Linked DNA regions of Homo sapiens: regions 1 and 2 are each linked to region 3. The links are chromatin loops, found by intact Hi-C in ENCODE. Cell type or tissue: Caco-2. All regions are shown on one strand. Links, peaks and the distances in the headings refer to the core of each region. The heading gives the core; the rest is flanking DNA.

What was found. A loop is a pair of places that touch in the nucleus more often than their neighbours do. Peaks named below come from ENCODE experiments on the same cell type or tissue, not always from the same donor. Only the 100,000 strongest peaks of a DNase experiment are listed, where the experiment ranks them.
Region 1: a loop joins it to region 3, with 4 times the contacts of the local background. A loop is called at or near these places in 23 of 110 quality-filtered maps.
Region 2: a loop joins it to region 3, with 2.6 times the contacts of the local background. A loop is called at or near these places in 17 of 110 quality-filtered maps.

The regions. Positions count from the first base shown.
Region 1 is chr5:143,668,187-143,675,976 of GRCh38, forward strand. It overlaps LOC105378210 (a long non-coding RNA gene), which reads left to right. Exons shown (of 3, transcript XR_944377.3): 2 at 1,208-1,300; 3 at 4,393-7,790. Among named protein-coding and RNA genes, the nearest start is that of MIR5197, 7.8 kb to the right of the region's middle. In Caco-2, for the core only: no CTCF peak of the experiment used is centred there; no DNase peak of the experiment used is centred there.
Region 2 is chr5:143,492,856-143,500,645 of GRCh38, forward strand. No RefSeq gene overlaps it. Among named protein-coding and RNA genes, the nearest start is that of NR3C1, 93 kb to the left of the region's middle. In Caco-2, for the core only: no CTCF peak of the experiment used is centred there; no DNase peak of the experiment used is centred there.
Region 3 is chr5:143,414,923-143,422,712 of GRCh38, forward strand. It overlaps a transcript of NR3C1 not described here. Among named protein-coding and RNA genes, the nearest start is that of NR3C1, 15 kb to the left of the region's middle. In Caco-2, for the core only: no CTCF peak of the experiment used is centred there; DNase peaks (open chromatin) are centred at 3,419 and 3,709.

The sequences.
Region 1 (7,790 bases), core at 3,216-5,715, 250 kb after region 3:
AGGATTTCCTTCTTTGAGTGTAAGCAGTGGCTAATACACAAGTTAGAAAGAATATGATAGGCTTCTTTGGTGGTTCATGTTTCTTAGAATGCTTTCTTTTTGGGTTCAAGCAAAGTTCTGGTTCAAATGAAAAATGTGACTTCTCTGGGCTGTCAGTAACCCCTCCAGTTCCCTTTCTGCCCCCGTTTATTCAGTTATTGAAGTGACACGCTTACTTTATACTCTGAATCTCATGCATATGGGGCCACTGAAATTCTGTGCTCATGGGCCGTTGTAAATGTTATCTGTAAATGGGGCAGCAAGAACTGCAGGTACACATATTGCATATATCTCTGCTCACACTCATTCACCATGTGTCCCATGAATGTCCCAGTATCTCATTGAACTTTACCTACCAATATCAAGTTACAGGAATTTCAATGTGGTTATAGCATTGAACCAACTATGAGGCCCTTGTGGATGTCAGGGCCTTGTGTTCAGGTGATGATGATGCCACTGGTCTGGGGACCACATTATAAGAATCCTTGATTTAGATAATTTCCATAATTTTCCTGTTCACTTTGAATGTATAGATTCAAAAACAGGCAACATTTTGCTTATTATCCCAACAACAAAGGCTTTCAAAGTTTTTCCAAAAGAATCGGATTGCTTCCCAAACAAATGACTCCTACAAAATAACATTCTAATGAGTTAAAGGGCAGGAAAATAAGAAACATCTAAATTGAATTTGTTCAAAAATACATACAGTTTCCCAAAAGTAAAGGCCTGAGGCGAAATTGGAATCATGTTTTACTGAACCCAAAAGTTTGGAAAAATGCTGGAATATACTTAGCTGGACTCAAGATGCCTGAAAGCATTCCCTATTTCTAGAATTTCGTTTTGGCAGGTTAGCTTCTGACCTGAGCTTGTTCCACCAAAGGGTACAGGATTTCAATAGCACAGAAGAGAGGCTATTTCCAGAGTTAAGATTCTTATTTCTCGTTAATTTTCTCCTACTTTTTTAGGTTAATATAATTAGCTCAAGCTATTTCTGTCTTCTTAGCAAGGAAGAATTTCCCTCTTCTTCACCCACATTTATTTTTTCTTCTTTGGTATGATCCAAGGATAAAATTGGCAAATTCCAAAGCAAACTCCCTGAGTTCTGAGGCTTATCCCTTCACCTTGACAGAATATTTTCACTCTCAGCAAATGTGAACTTTTGTTGCAGATTTGAAGCAGTTTCTGTGCAAGACTGGAGCTCACACATGAAGCCAACTCTGAGGAAGTACAAAGTGTTGTCCCCAATCCTCGTAATATCCAGGTACATCACACATCTTTCAAATCCTGTCATCTGGTCCAGCTAAGGACTAGGGAGATCTAATCAGAGGTTTTTGACTTGTTTTAAGCTTATGGGTATGAAGCATTAGCAGATTTACACTTGACCAAGTTGTTTCCTCTTCTGTGGGAAAATGTTTTTCCCTCCTCTCCTTCTGTCCTTTCGGCTTTTGTCTGATTTTGCAAACACACTGCTTTCACCTCTTTTCTGATACTGTTTCCTTCCATTCTTAGGGCTCCAGTCAAGAAAATGAATGCATGATTCCTCATTCTATGGTCTTAAGTAAATATTATAGTTTTCATTGTTATGGGGTTTTTATACTTCAGTGGTTTGGAATTGACCTGAACTAAGAGGCACAAACAGCTTTGCTACTAAATTTGTGTGACCTTATGTGAACTTGGGTAATTTGCAACATTTCTGAACTTCACTTTTATTATGAATTGCACAGGAATACCATCACCTATCTGAAAACAAATGTTCTCAAACACTGGGTTATGTATTAAAATGAAGATTTCATACCCTACTCTCAGAGTTTGATTTAGTATGTGTACCAGAGACATTTGCTATTCACTAAACAGGCAAGGACTGTTTGGCAAGGCCAAGGGCTATGAGGAAAAGTGACTTCATGTAACCATTTTTCCAAAGCATTTTAGAGCTGCTACTTGATGATCTCAGCGTTCTTTTCCATTTGCCATGTGTTCCAGTTGCATACTAACAGGATGGAAACAGCCTGGATCCCTGAATCACTACTTGGAAGGGAGGTGTCATAGAAAGTCATTAGACCTATGGTGGACTTTGAGTAAAGAATGAGCTTTTAAATACTAATAAACAGATATTTGAGGGGTGAGCTTGTTTCTGTAGCATAAACTAGCTAATGACAAAACCAGCATATGATGCCACATATGGGTGTTGCTGTGTTAGGCTGTTCTTGCATTACTATAAAGAATTACCTGAGACTGTGTAATTTATTGAGTTTTAATTGGCTCATAGTTCTATAGGCTACACAAACATGGTGCCAACATCTGCTACGCTTCTGGTGAGGCTTCAGGAAGCTTACAGTCATGGTGAAGCAGGAGCAGGCATATCACATGGTGAGAACAGGAGGAAGAGAGAGAGGGTGGGGAGGTCCCAGACTTTTAAACAAGATCTCATGTGAAATAACTGAGCAAGAACTCACTCATCGCCAAGGGGATGGCACTAAGCCCTTCATGAGGGATCCATCCCCATGATCCAATGTCTCCCCACCAGGCCCCAGCTCCAACATTGGGAATCACATTTTGACATGAGATTTGGAGGAGGAAAACATCCAAACTGTATCGGCTACCATAACAAAGCCCCATTGTATGTGGCTTAGCAGTCAGGTGACAGGCAGAGGAAATTGGTAATGGAGACTAAAAACGTGGAGCTGATGCTAGTCAGTAGAAAAAAAATGTAGGAACTCTCACCTGTGATAATTTAGAAAAGGAACCACATGAGTACTGAGATGGCAGCTCAAGGGGAGTGTTTTAGAAGATATAAAGTAGTAGTATGGTTTGGCCACTATTGGCTGCAGTCAGCAAAGTACTATTTTAAAAAAGGGAGGGAGACATGCACACACTTTAGAACGAATTGGTACAAATCAAAGGCCACAGAGTCCAGAAATGCGAGGCGTTAAAAGATTGGAAAACCCACTGCATTTGAACCACAAACTGTGAGAAATGTGATATAAAATAGCCGTGAATAACAAATGCCCAGAAACAGATGATTCAAATGATTCGGGGCTAATATTGGATTTGGTGTGTTGCCATTAAGTTCAAAGGCATCCACAAAGAAATAAAGCAGTTTTGAAAGCCATATCTCAAACAAAACCTGTAGATGTTACTGGCAGATGGGACTAAATGCAAGCAAATACATGGGAAGTCTACTGAATTTTTGACAAAGTTGTATCTGTCTAAAAAGCAAGGAACTTAAAATGACCCTTGGCCCTCAAACTTCCCTGAACAGAAAGCTAGTAAGGAGGGCATATGCCACAATACCCACTTCAGAGGCAGCAAAGGACAATAATGGAAGATTAAGAACCTCCCAGAGGGTAGAGCCAGATGCTATACTGTCACCCAAAGGCAGGCTAATCTTGCATTTTAACATTTTTCTGCCATGCCCAAAGTATTGAAGAGTAGTATGAACTCAATTTGTGGTCACTGACAGAACTTCTGCCTCTCCAAGATATTAAGGAAGCCTTTTCCAAATCGTTTGAACTGCCCCGTAACCAGTTTTATTTGTATTGCACTTGAACTGCACAAGTATTTGTCTTTTTTTTTTTTTTTTTTAAGTTAAGATAAACCTTGATGCTGAGTTTGGTGGTAGTTATAGGCTGACAGGTTAGACAAGTCTTTTTGGTATGTGGGGAAAAAATGGAATCTGGAAAAGTACATTCTTCCCATCAGAATTATTGAGAAATCAGCTTGAAAAATAGCCAGGTTACTTGGGGTTCTGGAGAACTGAGGTGGGGTTGGGACAAGGGCCCCATCTTGGGTTTGCACAATGGTTGAACATGTCTCCATACAATGCAATGTGTGTTTAGTGAATGTCTAAATCAGTGGCGTTTTGGTGTAGGTGAGGGCCTTAGGTATTATTTAGCCTAGCCACCTACAATGAGACCTATTTCATCAGTGCTGTTAACACTTTGGCAGGGTACACACTCTTTCATGGATTACTTCCACTTGTTAGAAAAATTGTAAATGCACTGAGCTTAAATGTGCCTCCCTAAACCTTCTCTCCATGAGTCTAGGCCTGCACCTGTTTCAGCTCCTGTGTCTACATTTCTGAAATTAGAATCTGTCATCACTAAGTAGAAGAGCAGTCAGGAGGAGACCAAGTAGAAGGCAGTCACTGCCTAGAGAATCAGAGCAGTCTCCCCTTAGCCTGTTTCAGAGCTGTGTCCTCATTGTTCAAACAGTCCAATAGCCGAGGAGGAATTTCATAATAGCGGATCTCCTTTGCTTGCTTTTCTTGGATGCTCTAAAGAAGACTCATGTATTAGAGTAACCCTGCTTAAAATTCCCTTTTTCTCACCATTCCTCTCCCCTTGCTTACTGCAGCTTCTTTGGCAGCTTGCTCTGCCCAAAAGAAGATAGGAGACAGACAGACAGACAAACACACAGGCATACACACAGATGCGCAGATGGACAGACAATAAACTTTTCCTGGGGATGTGAAGGTAAGCAAACCAACAAAGTAAAGATTTATTTAAAATGGCCCCCATAAAGAAAGTAGAATTTATGATGTGATACTATTATGTAAAAGTATAAAAATTACTGAAAAAGTGGCCCATAAATATGAAAAGAACAAAAATAAAATTTGCTCCATTCCCTCAAGCCTGGCCAAAGCCTATTTTCACCTCTTTTGCTCAATTTTCTCCCAGTTCTGAATATAAAAGCCCAGAAAATCAGGGAGAGAAGCTCTTTGGAGCTTATCAGGGGTGGGAAGAGAAACTGAGTGGGCAGAACAAGAATTGTTTTGAGAGTGTAGGGAATGAGTGGGAACACCTCCTGCCTTTTGTCTATCACATGAGTGGAAGCACTTAAGGACAGCACAGAATCACACTTTATGTGTATCACAGCCTTAGAGAGATTGTGGCAGGTGTTGTACTGTTTCTCAGTTGAACACTTTGAAGCAGAGTTCATTTGTATATTCATGTATCCATCCAAATAGTTTTGAGTGCAAGGCACTGTCCCTGTATGTTATTGGTGGTCACCAATTACATGGCAGTTCTTTGGCTGGTTAATAACACCTTTATCTCTACTATAAAGATGATGATGATGATGTGTAGTGTGTGTTCAATTCTGTATTAGACATTGTAAGTTTCAAATATATATACACATATATACTTTGTGACTGGAGAGCCCTAAATAAGAGGGAATACAGGAGGAGAAACTTTAAGAAACAGAAGTTGGGTTCTGGGGAGTGGTACATGGTTCTAACATTTCAGTGAGAAACAACTAAAAGTACTGTAAGAATTTTATCAAGGATCTATGAAGTTTAATACATCCCTACAGCTAAACTCTCTGAATCTCTACCAAAAGCTCAATTTGTTGGACAGTCACTGTTTGTTGAGGACCCCTATCTTACATATCTTTCATTTCCTTCCTAATCCTCTCCTAGCCTAATGTGAGCAGATGCTTACTTGCTGTAGAACTTCAGAGCTACAGGTGGCTTTAAACACCAACACAGACAAACCCCTGAATTGTAGATGAAAATTCAGGAACCTGTCTGGACCTTCAGAATAGTTTCCTGATTGACTGTTCAGCCTCTAGCTCCCCAGGTGGTATGTAGCCCCTATATCCCTTCTAGCTTGGCTCATGTGTGTTCATCTGTCAAGTTTCAGGTGGGTGGCCCTAAATGAACTGACTCCCTCCTGAGGCCCAATCAAAGTTAGGTCTCCCTTCTAATTCTCCATCAAAGCACTCCTTGCATAGCATTTGCCACCACTTAAAATTAAACTTTAATTTTTGTGACTATTTTATAACATCTATCTTCTAACCAAGCTGTGAGTGCCATGAAAGCGAGAATTAGTCTGTTAATTCATCACCACATCGCCAGTGCCTAGCATAGCCCCAGCACAAAAGAGCTTGGTGAATATTTGTTGAGTAAATAAGTGGTTGGAAGGCACACACCCGAGCTGTCTTTGTACAACACAAATCTGTTTGTCTTTCTCCTGCCTAAATTCCTTCTTTAGTTACTCACTTTTTAACAGTAAAGAAAAACATGTTTTAGCCTGATTAAAAAGAGCTACCACAATTTGGCTTTTTGTCTAAGCTCCTCAGGTCCCTTCAGACCTCCAAGCCTTTGCATATGCTGTACCCTCAGAGAAATGCCCTGCCTGCTGTTTCTGCCCAAGTGGGTAAGCACCTTCCCTTCCATCACCTTCTTGGTGAAGCCCAGACTCTCCAAGAAAGGGCTAGTTGGTTGGTTCTTAATGTTTCCACAGTGCTTTGTCAGTATTTCTGTGAGAGTAGAAGGGTGGCATACTTTCTTTCCCAAACTTGTCCCTGAATTCCTTCCACTTCCCCCCAAGGCTGTTGTGAATAAAGGAGTGGCCGAGGGTGACACGCAGCCAATGGTTGGTCCACCAGCTGCCTCTGGCAGCTCCTTGTTGCTGTCTCTCCTCCCAGATCTGTCTCCTTTTATTTTCCTGGTCTTTCTTGTGATTTCCCTCTTTGTCTTTTGCAGGGTCCTCATTCCCAAATTTCTCTCCTATTATGTTAAGTGCACTGATATTGCTGTTTTTGTTTCTCCTTTGAGAAATATGATGCCTGGGAAGAGGCAGCAGCTCACATTGCACACCTAAATAGTTCCAGCAAGGCATTTTCCTGAATACAAAGCTTTTTCTCCTGAGGTGGATTCTGCTTTCCCCTAGCCTGCAAAAAGAAGGCAGTCAAGTTTCTGGCTTTAAATGGTAACTTTTCTTTCCTCTTTTAGATGCTTTAGAACCTAAGCAGAAACAAGTGTCTTTTATAAAGCCACTTCACTTTGACATCTCAGATTCTCAGCAGGCTTGGCAACAGTGGCTTGCCCATTCATCTCTGGGACCACTTTTGAAGCCAACTCTGTGAAGAGCTGTATGAACTCTATGAGGCTCTGTAAAGAAAGGCATCATTAGGAAGGAGATGTTCTTAGCAATGGCTCTGCAAAGTTTAAACTCCAGTTTCCTCATTCTGTATTCAGAACAATTGCTCTTAAAGTATTCGCTAAGGACAAGCATTTTCTTACTCCCATACTCAACAACATGGGAAAACATGGGAAAAAACCAAGCCCTCCTAATGAAGACCAAGCAGCTGGACCTGCATTGCTCTAGTGTTACCTCTGTTTGGGGTTTCCTCTATTGCTGGGAGGCCAGACACTTAGTTGATTAACTTTGTACTTAATGAATAGGGTTGTCATTTTTCCAGCTGTTTCTAGGAGAAACTGAAACAGGATTGGAGATTTTGAAAATTTGTCACCTCCCCCCACCACCAAAAAAATCCCAATAAACTTGTCTGTGGCCTCTTTTTATCATTTCCATCCTTTCTTTTGTGAAGTCCAAGGGATATGAAGCAGATGGAAAAGAGGATAGGCACAGAGAACGTGTGCACAGATATAATATGGGTAAATTCTACTAACCAAACAAGCAAAAACCAAGCTTTAATTAATTCAGTTACATTTAGATCTAGTGCTTTTTTACTGAAACAGAGCCACTGAGAAAATATGACATGATAACACTTAGTAAAACCTCTGAACACATGAAAGTCCTTAAAACAGGATTAGCAATGGATAATACTACCTTACATTTATATAACACTTGGCATATTTCAAAAATGTTTCATGACCAGTGAAAGACTGAATGTCACATTATTTGGGAAAAGAAAAAAGGGAGGATGTTTCTATTACAATTTATGGATAAAGAAGTAGTTTTGGGGTCCAAGGTCATATGATAACTTAAATAAGAAGACCCTCTCTG
Region 2 (7,790 bases), core at 3,216-5,715, 79 kb after region 3:
ATCAAGTGTTGGTAAGAATGTGGAACAATTAGAACAATAATACACTGGGGTGGGTGGATAACTGATAAATCAGTTTGGAGAGCCATTTGGCAATATGTTGTAAAATTTAAAAGTACAGAACCTGTGACTCAGCAATTCCATCTCTGGGTATATGCCTTAGAGAAATTATTCCACATATGCAGAAAGAGGCATGTACAAGAAGTTCATTGAAGCATTGTTTTAGCAGCAAAGAACTGTAAAAATCTAAATGTCCATCAATGAAAGAATGGATAAACAAATTGTATTATATTCATCAAAGCAATATTTTTACAGCAATGATATTGAGTGAACTAAATCAAATGTGAATAATTCTCAAACATCAGAATTAAATTTAAAAAAGCAAGTTGAAGAGGGCCAAGTTACAGTATGATACCATTTGCACAAAATTTTAAAACCACTTAAGCAATATTATGAAAATAACCATACAAAGTAAAAATATGTATGGGAATGATAGATGTCAGACTCAGGATACTATGTAATTGCTTACTGGGCCAGGGTAAGGAAATGTAATTGAGCAGGAATATATAAGAGGCTCCAACTGGATTTGTGATGTTTTATTTTTTAGCCATGTATGGTTGTATAGGTACACATATGACAATTTTTTATAGTAATGAACCTTCTACAGCCAGGCTTGTATCTAAACGTTAGCTGATTCGATCAGGAGTGGGTGGACATCTGATAAATCTAGACCAATCCTATTCTTTTTCATGTATGTGAAATATTTTCTTTTTCCCAAAAGGGAAAGGCAATAGTGCCAATTGTGGCAGACAATGCCCTTTAGCTGAAATATTGCAATTATTGTTCTTCCTTGCCATCTTCTGCCCAATACTCATCTTTCTAGCCTCAGCTGCAGTTGATGGTGTACTTGAGACACAGTTCTATGAATGAGATATAAGCAAAAGTCTTTTGGAATTTTTTCAGAGAAAGTTTTTGTATTTCTGATAATATGAACAAATCAAGCTAGTAACAATCTTCCTCTTCTTTTTCCTGCTTTGAACATTGATGAGATATCTGGAGCTCTGACAGTTATCTTGCAACCATGAGGTCAAGAAAAGGTCAAGAGAATCACAGAGATGACAGCCTTAACATCACTGGACCACTCACTCAGTGCCAGAAACTACCTGCCTCTAGACACCTTGCTATGTAAACACGAATAAATACATTTTCAACTGTTTAAGACCGTCTGGATTAGAGTTTTTTAAAAAAGGCTTTTGAACTGATACAATGGCATGTTGTAAAGAGAGATTAAGTTCCACCACCTGTTCCAGTTTGCCAATATTCCTGTTAATGAGGCACCTCAGATCGAAGGCTCTATTCCAGGAGAATCAGATTTTTATCAAATGGAGGGAGGCTGTCATTTTTTCTCATTTTAATGTATACATGTATATTATTATGTCCCAAGATCAAGCTTGCTCATTTGGTAGCCTTATAACACTGGTGAGTCATCTTAAACTTACTGCCAACTCAGGCCCCAGCATCCTTGACTAGCAGTTTGGTATTTATAAGGCAGTGTTCCTTACAGTAAGTAGAAAGTATAATCCATGACTGGTAAGCAGAGGCTCATACAGGCTAAAGTACTTTCCCCAAAGCCATGCAAGTCACAGAATTCCTTTGACCCTTCTTTCCCCTAAGAACTTCTCTTCAGTCTGCCCCCGTGGGCTCCCATGCACCCATGTTTGCATTCTTGGTCCTACCTGATTGGTTCAAGTGTGGATACCTGACTGAAGCTGTACTAGTCCTGTTGTCTCTCTGCAGTGCTTTCAAGATTGGAAAATCATTCCGATTTTTAAAGAATTCATTGCAATGGATGTGGAATGAGACTCAAAGTCCCAACATTATTTCAGAAACCTGTTAATCTTGAAGAGCAGGTATATGTAGGTCATTAGAGATAACAGTCAAAAATGTCTCCTGCTGAAATTGGTGTGTCCCCCTCATACTGTGTTGCCACCTTACCTGACTCATCCTGCTCAATACTACTGTGGATTAGGTGCTCTATGCCTTTTAGTTTCTGTCTCTCCACATTCAACCTAATATACTTCTTCCTAGGAAGAAGTGTGTGCTACCACATTATATTATGGAGTAAGAAAGTAAACATTTTTTTCCAAGTAATACATGCTTATGTCTATGTATCTGTCTCCTTATAGTAAAATCTACAAAAAGAAGGCAACAGAAATAAAACATTGTTAATTTCAATGTAAGGAAAGATTTAAGACACAAATTGACTGCAAGCTGTTAGGGACTGATTGTACCTTTGCTCCTGTGGATACTGGGAATTTTAAGGCAGTTTTCATAAATGAGAGAATTCAAGCATTAGAAAGATTTTAGGGAAGGGTCTCTGAAAAAAAAGGATAGCATCTAAAGGTTGGCCTTCTCTATATTTGCATGGGGTTAGCCTTGAGCATTTTGGTTTACGCAATAACTTGGGTGGATCTTGTACTTTCATTCCTGAAGAGTGCAGTGAACTTTTTTTTCTGAGACAGCCTACAGTTGAGTGACATGTTTTAGATTACCAGAGCCCTCAAATTTCAATTTTAACTAGCTGGAATGAGCAGACATTTTATTTTTATTGTTTGGTATAGGAACTTTGAAGAGTAATGATTCTTCTTTGCCACCGGAGTAGTCTTTAGGAAAAACAAAATAGTTAAGGTAATTTCCATAAAGAATCCTGCTCATGGCAACAGCCCCCATTGATAATTAGTCCCATTCAGAGAGATGGGTATGGAATTCAACTAACATCTTATTTCTCTACAGGAAATGTTTAGGTATCCCCCATGTTCTTGACTGTCACTTGGGACTAAGACTATTTTAGAATGTAAGGGGAAGATAGAAGAGATTTCTTGGAAGCAAAGAAAACAGCCTATTAGGGTCAAAACAATTATATGAGGAGTCCCTGTGGGTTTTGCGCTAAGTAAGCATGGCCTTATAGAAAATACAGATTGAGGCAATCAGCTCCTTCCAATTTTATGCAAGCAGTAGCAATGGGAAGTATGCCAAGAGAGATGATTAAGGATTAAACAACAGCATGGGAACTTGCTCAGAAGCTCCAAAATGTTGTCGCCAGCACCTGATATTTCTACATCCCTAACTTCTGGATTGTGAAAGGTGGTGCCCTTCTCCCAAACTCCACCCCTTAGCCCACTTACAGCTCCAGGGAAAGTTGAGGAAGAGAAAGATTCTGTCTCTATCAAATCCTAATAGGGAGCAGAGCCAAGAGAGACAGGAAGAGGCATGCTCATTTCCAACCTTTTTTGGCAAGCTCAAGCGGGAGCAAAAGCCATTGCCAATTCTATTTTTTAATACAGATTTAAAAAGGGTTGTGTCTACACATGCAAAGGGGAGTGCACAGTGCACTGTGTTAATTTAAGCAGCACAACAATTTTTTTAATAAAAAGAAAGGCTGACTATTCAGATATTTGTTTTACATTTGGTAGATCCAAATTGGGGGAGGAGACCAAAGTGCAATAATTTCTCCTCTAGTTATGCGTGTGCTTTCCAGCCCTACATTTATCGCTCTTCCAGTTCCAGGCTGGGCCAGCCAGAGACCATCCCTGGGACTTTTCAGTTTGAAGTGAGGAGAGAGAAACTCTTTCCTTTTGGAGACAGAATTGAGTTGCTAGATGTAGTGGACCATGATGTGAGCGCACTTTGGTAGTCTGAGTTGGATAACTATTAGGAGAGAGCAAGAGGCCAGGTGCGGTGGCTCACACCTGTAATCCTAGCACTTTGGGAGGCTGAAGTGGGTGGATCACTTGAGATCAGGAGTTCGAGACTAGCCTGGTCAACATGGTGAAACCCCGTCTCTACTAAAAATACAAAATTTAGCTTGGCGTGGTGGCGGGCGCCTGTAATCCCAGCTCCTCAGGAGGGTGAGGCAGGAGAGTCACTTGAACCTGGGAATCGGAGGTTGCAGTGAGCTGAGATCATGCCACTGCACTCCAGCCTGGGCAACAGAGCAAGACTGTCTCAGAAAAAAAAAAAAAAGAGATTGAGAGAGAACAAGAATGATAGTGAAAGCTAGAGAATAAAAGAGTGATTCCAATTGTATAGTTTGATGAAATGAGAAGTGAAGGAAATGCGTGTAGTTTAAAGGCAAATACACATGCTTGGGCCTGAAAAGTTAACACAAATTGGAGTTGTTTGGTAAAATGGTAGTTGAGTAATTTGGAAAAAAAACCTCATGGTATGTATAGATGCCTTTCCTGGAAAGTCATAGGTTCAATGAATTAACAAATGTTTGTGGAGGACCCTCATAGGATTAGTCATGCTAGGCTATTTGCAGGGGATCCTAGATTGTTTGATGAGAGCAGGGACCATGGCTATTTTGTTTTGGTCTGCATAATCCCTTATGGGTAGATATTGTTATTACTTTTTTTTTTTTGAGACAGGGTTTTGCTCTGTTGTCCACAGTGGAATGCAATGGTGCAATCTCGGCTCACTGCAGCCTCTGCCTCCTGGGTTGAAGTGATTCTCCTGCCTCAGCCTCCCGAGTAGCTGGGGTCACAGACAAGCACCACCATGCCCAGCTAATTTTTGTAATTTTTAGAGATAGGGGGTTTTGCCATGGTGCCCAGGCTGGTCTTGAACTCCTGGGCTCAAGTGATCCTCTCACCTTGGCCTCCTAAAGTACTGGGATTACATGTGTGACCCACTGCAGTTGGCCTGTTATTAGCATTATGTAAAGACTCAGAGAGCTTAAAACTTGCCTAGGGTCATCAGCTAGTTAGTGTGACTGCAAAGCTTGCTGGTACTGCTATTACAATGCTATCTAGACAACAGGTATAAGACTGTTGTTCTCTGGGCTGATAGAAGAGAGAAAGGAGGACAAAGGAAGAATGGTTGATTTAGAACCTTTTTAGCAACATCTATCTATCTATCTATCTATCTATCTATCTATCTATCTATCTATCTATCAGTCATCTACCTACTTCCTTATCAGGGTAAATAGCTGTAACCATTTATTGAATGCTTGTATGTGCAAGACTCTATGGTATTTTATCTCATTATATCCTCACTTCAAAATAGATAATATTGCCCCATTTTATGGATGAGGAAACTGAGACTCAAAAGATCACACAGTGGATTAGTGTTAGACCCAAGATTTGACAGTGGGTTTGTCTGACTCCAAAGTCACCACTCTCAACTATTTTCTACACTGCTGCCCTGACAGAGGAGTTTCTAAAATAGTCTTGCTTCTCTCTTCTAGTCAGTGAATATTTCCCACAGTCTGTTTCCCCATCATATTTTAAAAGGCAGTTTTACATTCCCCATGAAAAATTTGTGCTCCAAAGATTATATATAAAGAAACATTCATTTATATAGTCAGTGTTACATTTAACAGCCTTTTTATATTCTAGTCTTTTAAATTGAAAAGTATCTCGGTCAAAAATTCAAACAGTCAAAATAGAGAAATCCAGCAACACAAATCTCCCTCCTGTCCAAGATACCGAGTGCTCTTCTCCAGAACCCACTGCTGCTAATCTGCTTCCTGAGATCCTATATGGATATATAAGTACAACTATGTTTTTTGGTACCTTATTTTTCTTCTAGCTTCAGGACTTGGGGATCTTTTACTTTAATACATATTGCTCTTCTTGGTTTAATAATAGCATAGCAGCCACTGCATGAATGCAGTATACCTTACTTACTGAGCCCCTAATTGATGGGCATTTTTGTTGTTTCTGGTATTATGTAATGAGCATCCGTATACCTATTCCTTTATATACTTGTTCCAGTTACGGTCAAGTTCTTGGAAGTGAAACTGTTGGTTAAAAGGGCATCTTTGTCTATTTTGAGAGTCCCACAATGCCCAGCCATACTCAGCTGAGTAATAAACACACAGCATATGCTAAGTAAGAGGCAGTGAAGTACTGTGGTTAGAGCACCAACTCTGCCATCAGCCTGTTCCAGCTCTGCAACACACAGTCGGTATGCCTTTGGGTGGGTTATTTAAACTTCCAGAACCACAGTTTGCCATCTATTAAACAGAATAATAATAATACTTTTTTGAACTAGCTATGTAGCAGGCACTCTTTTAAATGCTAGGCTCACACTATCTTATGATGTAGGTGCTATTAGCATCCCCCCTTACAGATGAGGAAACTAGGCACAGAGAGGTTACTTACTTTGTTCAAGGTCACACAGCTAACAAGTGGTAGAGCCAGGATTTACCATCTAGGAAGTATGGCTCTAGAGCCCACCTTTTAAATACTTTCTTGGAGGGGGAGTTGCATGGATTAAATGAGACAGGTAGGTAGGTAATAGATGGGGGGAGTTGGGGAGAAAGAGAGAGAGAAGGAGAAAACAAAGAGTAAGAGAACATGAATATGAATGTAGCATGGTGTGCGGACCTCAAATTATGGGATATGGCTACAACAGAGATAAAATCCCAATCCTTCTTCCTCCAGTGCACATCCTTTAAGGATGAACAAGCTGGTCTGATGGATTTCCTTAAGATTTCATTTCTATGAAAAGGAAGAGTAGAAACGGAGAAGCATGTGACTCTGGAGATCTGCTAAATCTTTTAGTCTGGAAGCCAACAGGACCATGGGAATATATATAATGCTGAGACAGGGAATCAAGTGGTACTGATTAAAAAAGCTTTAATGAGTATAAGCCATTAGTATTTTATCTGAGGAAGCCTAAACGTGGGGTGGACATGGGCAACTAGTTACGGAGTATGACCTTGGCTGTGAACAATGGATTGTCAGGCTAGACCACATGGAGAAATTCTTCCTGATAAAATGAAGTGTGATATTCTGGGAGAGTTAGGCAGGGTTCCTAAAGGGTGAGGCAGTGCTCTACATGCATGACCTCACTGAATCCTCACAACAGCTGTCTGAGGTTGATGGGATTATTGCTCCTGTTTAACCAATGAGGAAATGGAGGCAAAAAGGGGTGATATGACTTGCCCAAGCCTCTGTATTCTTATTCATCACATTTAGCCTGAAGAGGTGGTGGCCATTTCTCTCATAGAGAGCACAGTTAAAATGGCAGAGACATGAGTTTGTGTCTTGTGTCTGCCACTAGGTGGGTAACCTTGGGCAATACACCACATAGTTCCAAGCCTCTGTGTTCTTATCTGTCATATGGGGGTGGGATAGTATCTAACTTACAGGTGGAAGGTTAGATGAGGTAATTCATGTGAAATACAGCACAGTGGCTGGCACATGGTCAGCACTCAAGAAATATATTAAGATCTGGAAAATACAGATTTTCAAAAAATGGATGTCAAAAATCACAATGTTTAAAATTAGGCTTTTTTTTGTCTAGATTATAAATACTTTCTAGAGTAATGAGTATCAAAGTGTCTCTTACACAGGAAATAGAATACATACAGCATAGATCATATGTCCTTAGTTCCAGTGAAACCAAGACTATTGTTACGGATTGTTTTTTATTGGTAATTTGCTGGATTCCACATGGCTTTGGACATGCCCTCTGTGGGACTGAACTGTGTTGTTTATAGTGTAAGGATACAACTATAATTCATAAATTATTAATAAAAAGGAATAAATAGAAGAAAAATTTACAAAAATAATTACCCTAACACATAGAATAAATTTTTGCTTGGTTCTAACTATGAACTTTGTCCTAGTTTTTGTTTTTTTGAGATGGGGTCTCACTCTATTGCCCAGGCTGGAGTGCAGTGGTACAATCTCTGCTCATTGCAACCTCTGCCTCCTAGGTTCAAGTGATTCTCCTGCCTCAGCCTCCCAAGGAGCTGGGACTACAGGCATGCACCACTACGCCTG
Region 3 (7,790 bases), core at 2,368-4,867:
AAGGGTGAGGAGGTTATGAGTTATGGATATGACAAATGGGGAAAGATCTTACAGAAGAGAGATTGGGGCCATCCAAGAAAAATCGTTATCTTTGTGTAGACGGCATTAGAAGGATGAAAAATAACTTTAGATATTACTTATGCCTTTAAGAAAAAAACTTCAAAAGATGCTAGAAAATAACACATACTTATTGTAAAAATCCAAACATACAGAAGGTAGAAATGTATAAAGGTAAAAACTTCCTCACACAATCCCATTTTGCAGATGTAACTATTTTTTTCTTTTTATATTTTGATGGCAACAAATTTGTAATTATTTTTGAGTTTTTATGTATATTCCAGATCCCCCACCCCATTATTCCCCTCTTTAAAAACTTTTATTATGTGAAATAGAAAGTAGAATTGTGACTATCAGAGGCTGGGAAGGGCAGGGGGAAGGGGAGGATGGGGAGAGATTAGTTAACGATTACAAAATTACAGCTAGATAAGAGGAATGAGTTCTGATGTTCTGCAGTACCATAAGGTAAATGTGATTAACTATAATTTATTGTATATTTTCAAATCCTTTTTGTCTATACATGGATGCATGCATGCATATATGTTTTTTAAAAACAAAAATGAGATTTTACTACATGTATTTTTCAACCTTTATTCATCAAATGTTATTGGACATCTTTTCATCTTTTCAATATTTTCAGGTAATAGTAGCATAGTATACCATTGTTTTAACCTTTCCTTATTGAAGTATATGTAAATTGTTTTCAATTTTTCACTATTGCAAGCCATGCTGCAATGAATATTTTTGTATCTAGATCTTTCTGCTATTGTACAATTATTATAGAATTGAAATTTCTCAGGCAAATGTGATTTGCAACAATTATCAAGCACCCAAAAGTGCTACATTATTGGGCTCATTTTAAAAATGCTTGTCCACTACAGCTCATTTTCTACTTTCATCTTCCTTTAGACATTCTAGAAAAAATCAATTAGAGCAGTAGTCATGGATGGCTATGCAGGACAGGCTACTAGCTGGAGACCCCTCATGTTTTGCTATTGATACAGTTTTGCTGAATCCATCCTTATGTTAAATGCATTAACAATTTAAGAGGATTGGTTTACATATGAACTGGGAAGGGATTATTCAGGGATACCATAATGCTTGATGGCTGCCTCCATCCTACCAGGGACCCTGATCTGCCCTGTTGTGGCCACATGGTAGATAGGTACTGTTTTACTTGCCAAGTATCCCCTCTCCACATATGATACTAGGACCTAACATTTCCTTTGGAAAACTATCCTTTCCCTAACTTTGGTCCATGCGCTTATGGTGGTATTAACCCATCTGTAACTCTGCATGGGCCAGGTCTGGTAATATCAGAGATAGGCACATGACAGGGACAGATACACCTTAATTCTTGGCTTTCTGGGACTACTTGGAAACTTGTCTTGTTTCTCAACAGGAATAGCTAAGCTGATACGATGCAAGCTTGGAGCAGCTGTGGTCTACCACTTAGAGACTCCATTGGATTGAGGTTTGCAAAAAAAAAAAGCAAAGAGATCTGGAAATAGATTCCCAATTATATAATATGAATGTCTAGATCCTAAGGTGAGGGCTGCTCCTAGACTTGACTATTACACACTTCAATACATTATTCCCCCTCCTTCTCTTCCTCCTCCTTCCTCTTCAGCCAGCTGGAGTTAGCTAACACTTGCATCAGAAAGGGTCCTGACATCAGAAGTAAAGGTCTAAAACATGGGGGTGTTGCTCCTTCTGGAAGAGACAGGGAGGTTAAGGTTACCAGACATGGAGGATGACCCCAAAAGAAAAGGGGAGCCCAAAAGAGAAGCCAGTTGAATGTCTAAAAATAAACTTTACCTGCTTCACAAGTTTGGCTCGAGTTTCCTTTTAATGATTAACTAGATGAGATGGTCAAACTCCTTCTTTATTTAAAATACACAAACATAAATAAGAATATCAGTCTTCAGTTAATTCACCTATTCTGGTTACATCTGCCTCAGGTTTCTATTTTTTTTATTAATACATAAATTGCTTTTCTATTTTAGGCTGTGTTTAAAAAGAGAGAGAGAGAGAAACCTGGTAATCCTCTAAGAAATGTCTTACGTAGTTTTTCTTTAGGGCCTAAATTATTACTCTACTTTCCATATTGATCCAGCCTTTTGTTTTATTGTTTTGTTTATAGTAGATTTGGTAATATATTAACAGTACCTATAAATATGATCTAGTGGAATTATGTATTAAAATATTTTAATATCTTCTTAGCATTTGCGATCTTGAAACTGAAACTTGATAGCTGAAGAAAAAGTTCCATTAAGATGAAAAATCAATCCCTTAGTGGAATTAAATCCACAATGCTTATATAAAACATTGCTTCTGTCTTATTTACATAAACTTTATACTTCTCTCTCTCATCAGTGGCAGGGGAATATGGAGTGGGATGTCATTAGTTGGATTCAATAGACATTTATTTACTTATTAGGAGCTTGAAATAGACTTGAGACTCTACCTCCTAGTAGACACATGTCTTTAGCAAGTTACTTAACTTTTCTGAATGTTAGTTTCCTTATCTGAAAAGTAAGGTTAATAATATTATCTGCCTCAGGAGGTTCTTATACAGATTAAAAAAGATATTCTCTGTAAAGCATTTAGCATGGTCTCTGACATTTAATTAATGCATGGTAAAGTAACTTATTATTACGCTTTCAGAAAGTGAGATAGCCCTGTAGGCACACCCCAAGCAGAAAGTACACGCCCATACACAATACACTAACTTCCTTCAAACGAAGCCCCTTTTCTCCTTACATCATGGATTGTGAAGGGAGCACCTGTCCAATAAAAGAAAGATTCTGTAAAAGAAATCCAGGCACTGGCTGGAAATTTTCACTATATGATTTATCAGGCCTCTCCCAGCTTTGAGGTCCTATAATTCTATAAACCACACAAGTTTACATATCACTGTGGGATTTGATCCTTATGAAACCCAAGAGAACCATAGGTTTTCCACATCCAGCTGAGCATGCTCAAATAAAGACAGACATTTAAAAGCATAGACATTGATCACGTGCTCTTTAACCAGCAAAATACTACAGCCAAAAGAAACAGAAGCACAGAGAAATAAAATGATTTGTTTGAAGTCTCATTGATTTGCCAAGAAACCAGACTGAATGTGCAAGCTTTCCTAATTCCTAGTTGGGTTCTCCACACACTAAACATAGTGATATATAATCTTCAGTTGTCAATATTTACCTTTTATGAGTTTATTGCTTGTCATGTGTTAACTCATAAAGCCATTTATTTACTTATATCAGTGCCATCAAAAACCCTTTAATTTCACAATCACAGTTTGTGTAACGTAGCAGACAAAGCACTGGGCTGGGACAAGGGACTGGGTTTTGGTTTTGGCTTTGTCCCCCTTTCTTCCTGCCCTCAACTGCATGATTTGGGCAAGTTACTTTTCCCCTTTTGGACTGTTTGCCTTTTTCTGCTTAAGTATCTGGACTTTCCCTTCCCTTCTTTCTCAACCCACACAGAAGTAATTATGTTTCTTTCATTATCTCTAACTGCAAAGTTTTTACTAGACAGCCCATATTTACTGGTCATCTGCTGAATGCCTCTGTGCAGTGAGCTGGAGATAGAGGTAAATAAGGTATGGCCCCTGCCCTCAGGGCTTTCCCAGTTAAGAGGGCACAGGGTGTGAAGGGGCACAGGTCAGAAGGTGAAGGCAGGGGTCAGGGAAGGCTCCTGGAGGAGGCAGAATGAGACTTAAAGGGTAAACAGTTGGTGCTGGGTGGCAGGCAGGTAGACATAAGCTCCAGTGATGACACAGATTATGCTGAAAGGAAGAATAGTGTTAACAGAACTGGCTTGGACGAGGGCAGAACTAGAAAGAATCCAGACTCTGACACTCCAAGTTGTGTGACCTTGACCTAGTTACCTCTGTTTCCTCATCTACTAAGTAGGCATAATGATCGGGTTTCCTCTTAAGGCTGTTGTCACAATTCAATGAGATTACATTTGCTAATTTTAGTGCAGTATTTGGCATTACTATAGGTCAAATATCCCTAATCCCAAATTCTGAAATCGGAAATGCTCCAAAATCCAAAGCTTTTTGAGTGCTATCATGATGCTCAAAGGAAATGCTCATTGGAACATTTCAGATTTTGGATTTTTGGATTAGGGATGCTCTACCTGTATGTATTCTGCAAATATTTCAAAATCTGAAAATATCTGAAATCCAAAACCCTTCCTGTCGGAAGCATTTTGGATAAGGGATATTCAATCTATATTACTACCAATTTATTTTCACCAACAACATGCTGTTATACCTGTTCTCTTGTCCCCTCTTTCTCTTCCAAGGACACGGGCATATTCATACCCTGCTATCAAATATATTTTGTTTATAAATATTTTCAGTAACACACTGAAATACTTATTTGAAGCACTATGATAAAAGAAATGTGGCATTCCATGCAATACTTTGGGGAGTATCGGGGAACCTGCCCCGATAGTCACATAGGTTCTTTTCTATTTTCCCTAAGCGTCAGCCAGTTTGAGAAATAAAGGGACAGAGTTCAAAAGAGAGAAATTTTAAAGCTGGGCGTCTGGGGGAGACATCACATGTTGGTAGGTTCCGTGATGCCCCACAAGCCGCAAAACCAGCAAGTTTTTATTAGGGACTTTCAAAAGGGGAGGGAATGTACGAATAGGTGTGGGTCACAGAGATCACGCGCTTCACAAGGTAATAGAATATCACAAGGCAAATGGAGGCAGGGCGAAATCACAGGACCACAGGACGGGGGCGAAATTAAAATTGCTAACAAAGTTTTGGGCACCATTGTCTTTGATAACATCTTATCAGGAGACAGGGTTTGAGAGCAACTGGTCTGACCAAAATATATTAGGCAGGAATTTCCTCTTCCTAATAAGCCTGGGAGCGCTATGGGAGACTGGGGTTTATTTCATCCCTACAGTTTCAACCATAGAAGACAGCCACACCCAAGGGGGCCATTTCAGAGACCCACCCTCAGGGGCATATTCTCTTTCTCAGGGATGTTCCTTGCTGAGAAAAAGAATTCAGCAATATTTCTCCCATTTGCTTTTGAAAGAAGAGAAATATGGCTCTGTTCCCCCTGGCTCACCGGCGGTCAGAGTTTAAGGTTATCTCTCTTATTACCTGAACAATTGCTGTTATCCTGTTCTTTTTTCAAGGTGCCCAGATTTCATATTGTTCAAACACACATGCTCTACAATTTGTGCAGTTAACACAATTATCACAGGGTCCTGAGGCAACATACATCCTCCTCAGTTTAGGAGATGACAGGATTAAGAGATTAAAGTAAAGACAGGTATAGGAAATCACAAGGGTATTGATTGGGGAAGTGATAAGTGTCCATGAAATCTTCACAATTTGTGTTTAGAGATTGCAGTGAAGACAGGCATAGGAAATTATAGAAGTATTAATTTGGGGAACTAATAAATGTCCATGAAATCTTCACAATCCACGTTCTTCTGCCATGGCTTCAGCTGGTCCCTCCGTTTGGGGTCCCTGACTTCCCGCAACAGGGGAGATCATAGACATGCTATTAATTATAATGGTTTTCCCTAGAACACTAGTTTTCAACTGGGTGATTTTGGCCCTAGGGGATATTTGGAAATTCCTGGAGACATTTTTGGTTGTCACAGATGGAAAGGGAGAATCTTATTGGCATCTAGTGGGTAGAAGCCAGGGATCCTGCTAAACATCCTGCAATGCATAGCACAGCCCCCCACAACAAAGAATTACCCGGCCCAAAATGTCAATAGTGCCGAGGCTGAGAAACCCTGCCCTAGATGTAACCCAGTCACTGCTTCTTTTCAACAATCATTGGGAAACACGGTAAAACCATGTTTCTTAAGATCCTAAATTCAGCTGCAAAAGTGTATCCTTTGGATATTTTACACATTTTAACATCTCCTTTGAAAACAAAGTCCTTCAGAGAACCTGGTGGAATCATTCCAACTTTTTTTGCTACAAAGATAATGGAAATTATTTTATTTTATCATTTTTCTCCTATATGTATAATTCAGGACAAATTCTTCTTTTTTTATGTGGTAATTTTAATGAAATTCACCAAAAAAGATACTTGATTAACCCTAGTTTGGGAGTCTTTTCCAGAGCAGAGAAAATTCTGGAAACTTGCAACAGTGTGGGCTTTTCTCCACCATCACGGGGGATACAAATGGCTAGCTACCAATGATGGCTCCTGTAGCCTCTGGAGGAGAGTGCTAAGTGTCACCTTTGAGTTCCCATAGTCTTCCTAACACTCCTGCCAAAGTGGGGCCAACAACAGGGGGCTCAGAAGGGCTTGCATGTTTTTACTATCCTTCATCCCTTATTTTCTTTCTTCTAGAAGCAACATAGTGATTAAGAGTGTGGGCTCCGGGTTTGAATCTGGTTCTGCTGCTTGTTAGCTACAGTGACCTTGATAAACTCCTTAACCTCTGTGTGCTTCAGAGTCCTTCCCTGTAAAATGGGGGGAAACAATAGTACCTACCTCACAGGATTGTTATGAGGACTAAGTGAGTTCTCATGGGTAGAGCACTTAAAACATAGCCTGGCACATGGGTGTGGAGGCTCACACCTGTAATCCCAGCACTTTGTGAGGCTGAGGTGGGCACATCACTTGAGGTCTGGAATTGAAGATCAGCCTGGCCAACATAGCAAAACCCCATCTCTACTAAACGTGCCTGTAATTTCAGCCACTTGGGAGGCTGAGGCAGGAGAATCACTTGACCCCAGGAGGCAGAAGTTGCAGTGAGCCAAGCTCACACCACTGCACTCCAGCCTGGGTGACAGAGTGAGACTCTATCTCAAAAAAAAAAGGACATAGCCTGGCACATAATAAGCAGCAAATAAATGTGAGTTGTTTCTCTTACTTTTTATTCTTACTTGCTTTTGTGGACACACTGAAGTAGGCTTTAGGTATGATATGGACGTGGTGGAAGTTACATGTCATTGCAGAGTATGGAACACAGTCACAGCCAGGGCCAGCTGGGGCCAAGGTAGGGAGTGGCTGAAGTGGTGTTCACTGCTTCATCAGGTCTGCCTCTTTTTTAGCCTAGCAATATCTTGTGTTTTCCCTTCTCCATGATCTTTACTAATACCCAGTTTTCTCTTACTTTCCCTGGCTTTTCCTCCCAAGTATGACATCTCACCAAGCTCTCCCCATCTTTACCTTCCATAGAGTTTTATTTGGCTATTTCTTGAAGCATTGATTTTCATCTGAGTTGCCCATCAGATCATTTGGGAATTTGTTTAAAGTATAGATATCTGGGCTCTGCCTCCCAACGATCATCCCAAGTATCTTGATTTTAGTGTTTATTTGAGAGACAGTATGGCATAGTATTTAAGAACATGACCAAAGAGCCAGGCTGCCTAGGCTACGGGTTCGTTGTATGACCTTGAGAAAATTATTTAACTCTCTGTTTCTCACTGTTCTTATCTGTAAAATGGGGGTGCTATGTTCTGAATGTCTGTGTCCTTTCCAAATTCCTGTTGAAATCCTAACCCCATGGTGATGGCATTAGGAGGTGGAACCTTTGGGAGGTGATTTGGTCATGAGGGCAGAGCCCTCATGAATGGGATTAGTGCCCATATAAAAGAGGCCTCAGGGAGCTTCTTTACCCCTTCCCACCATGTGAGGACAAAGCAAGAAGAGAAGATGGCTGTCCATTTGTAAACCAGGAAGCAGGTCCTCACCAGATAACAGTTCTGTCAGTGCCTTGATCATGGA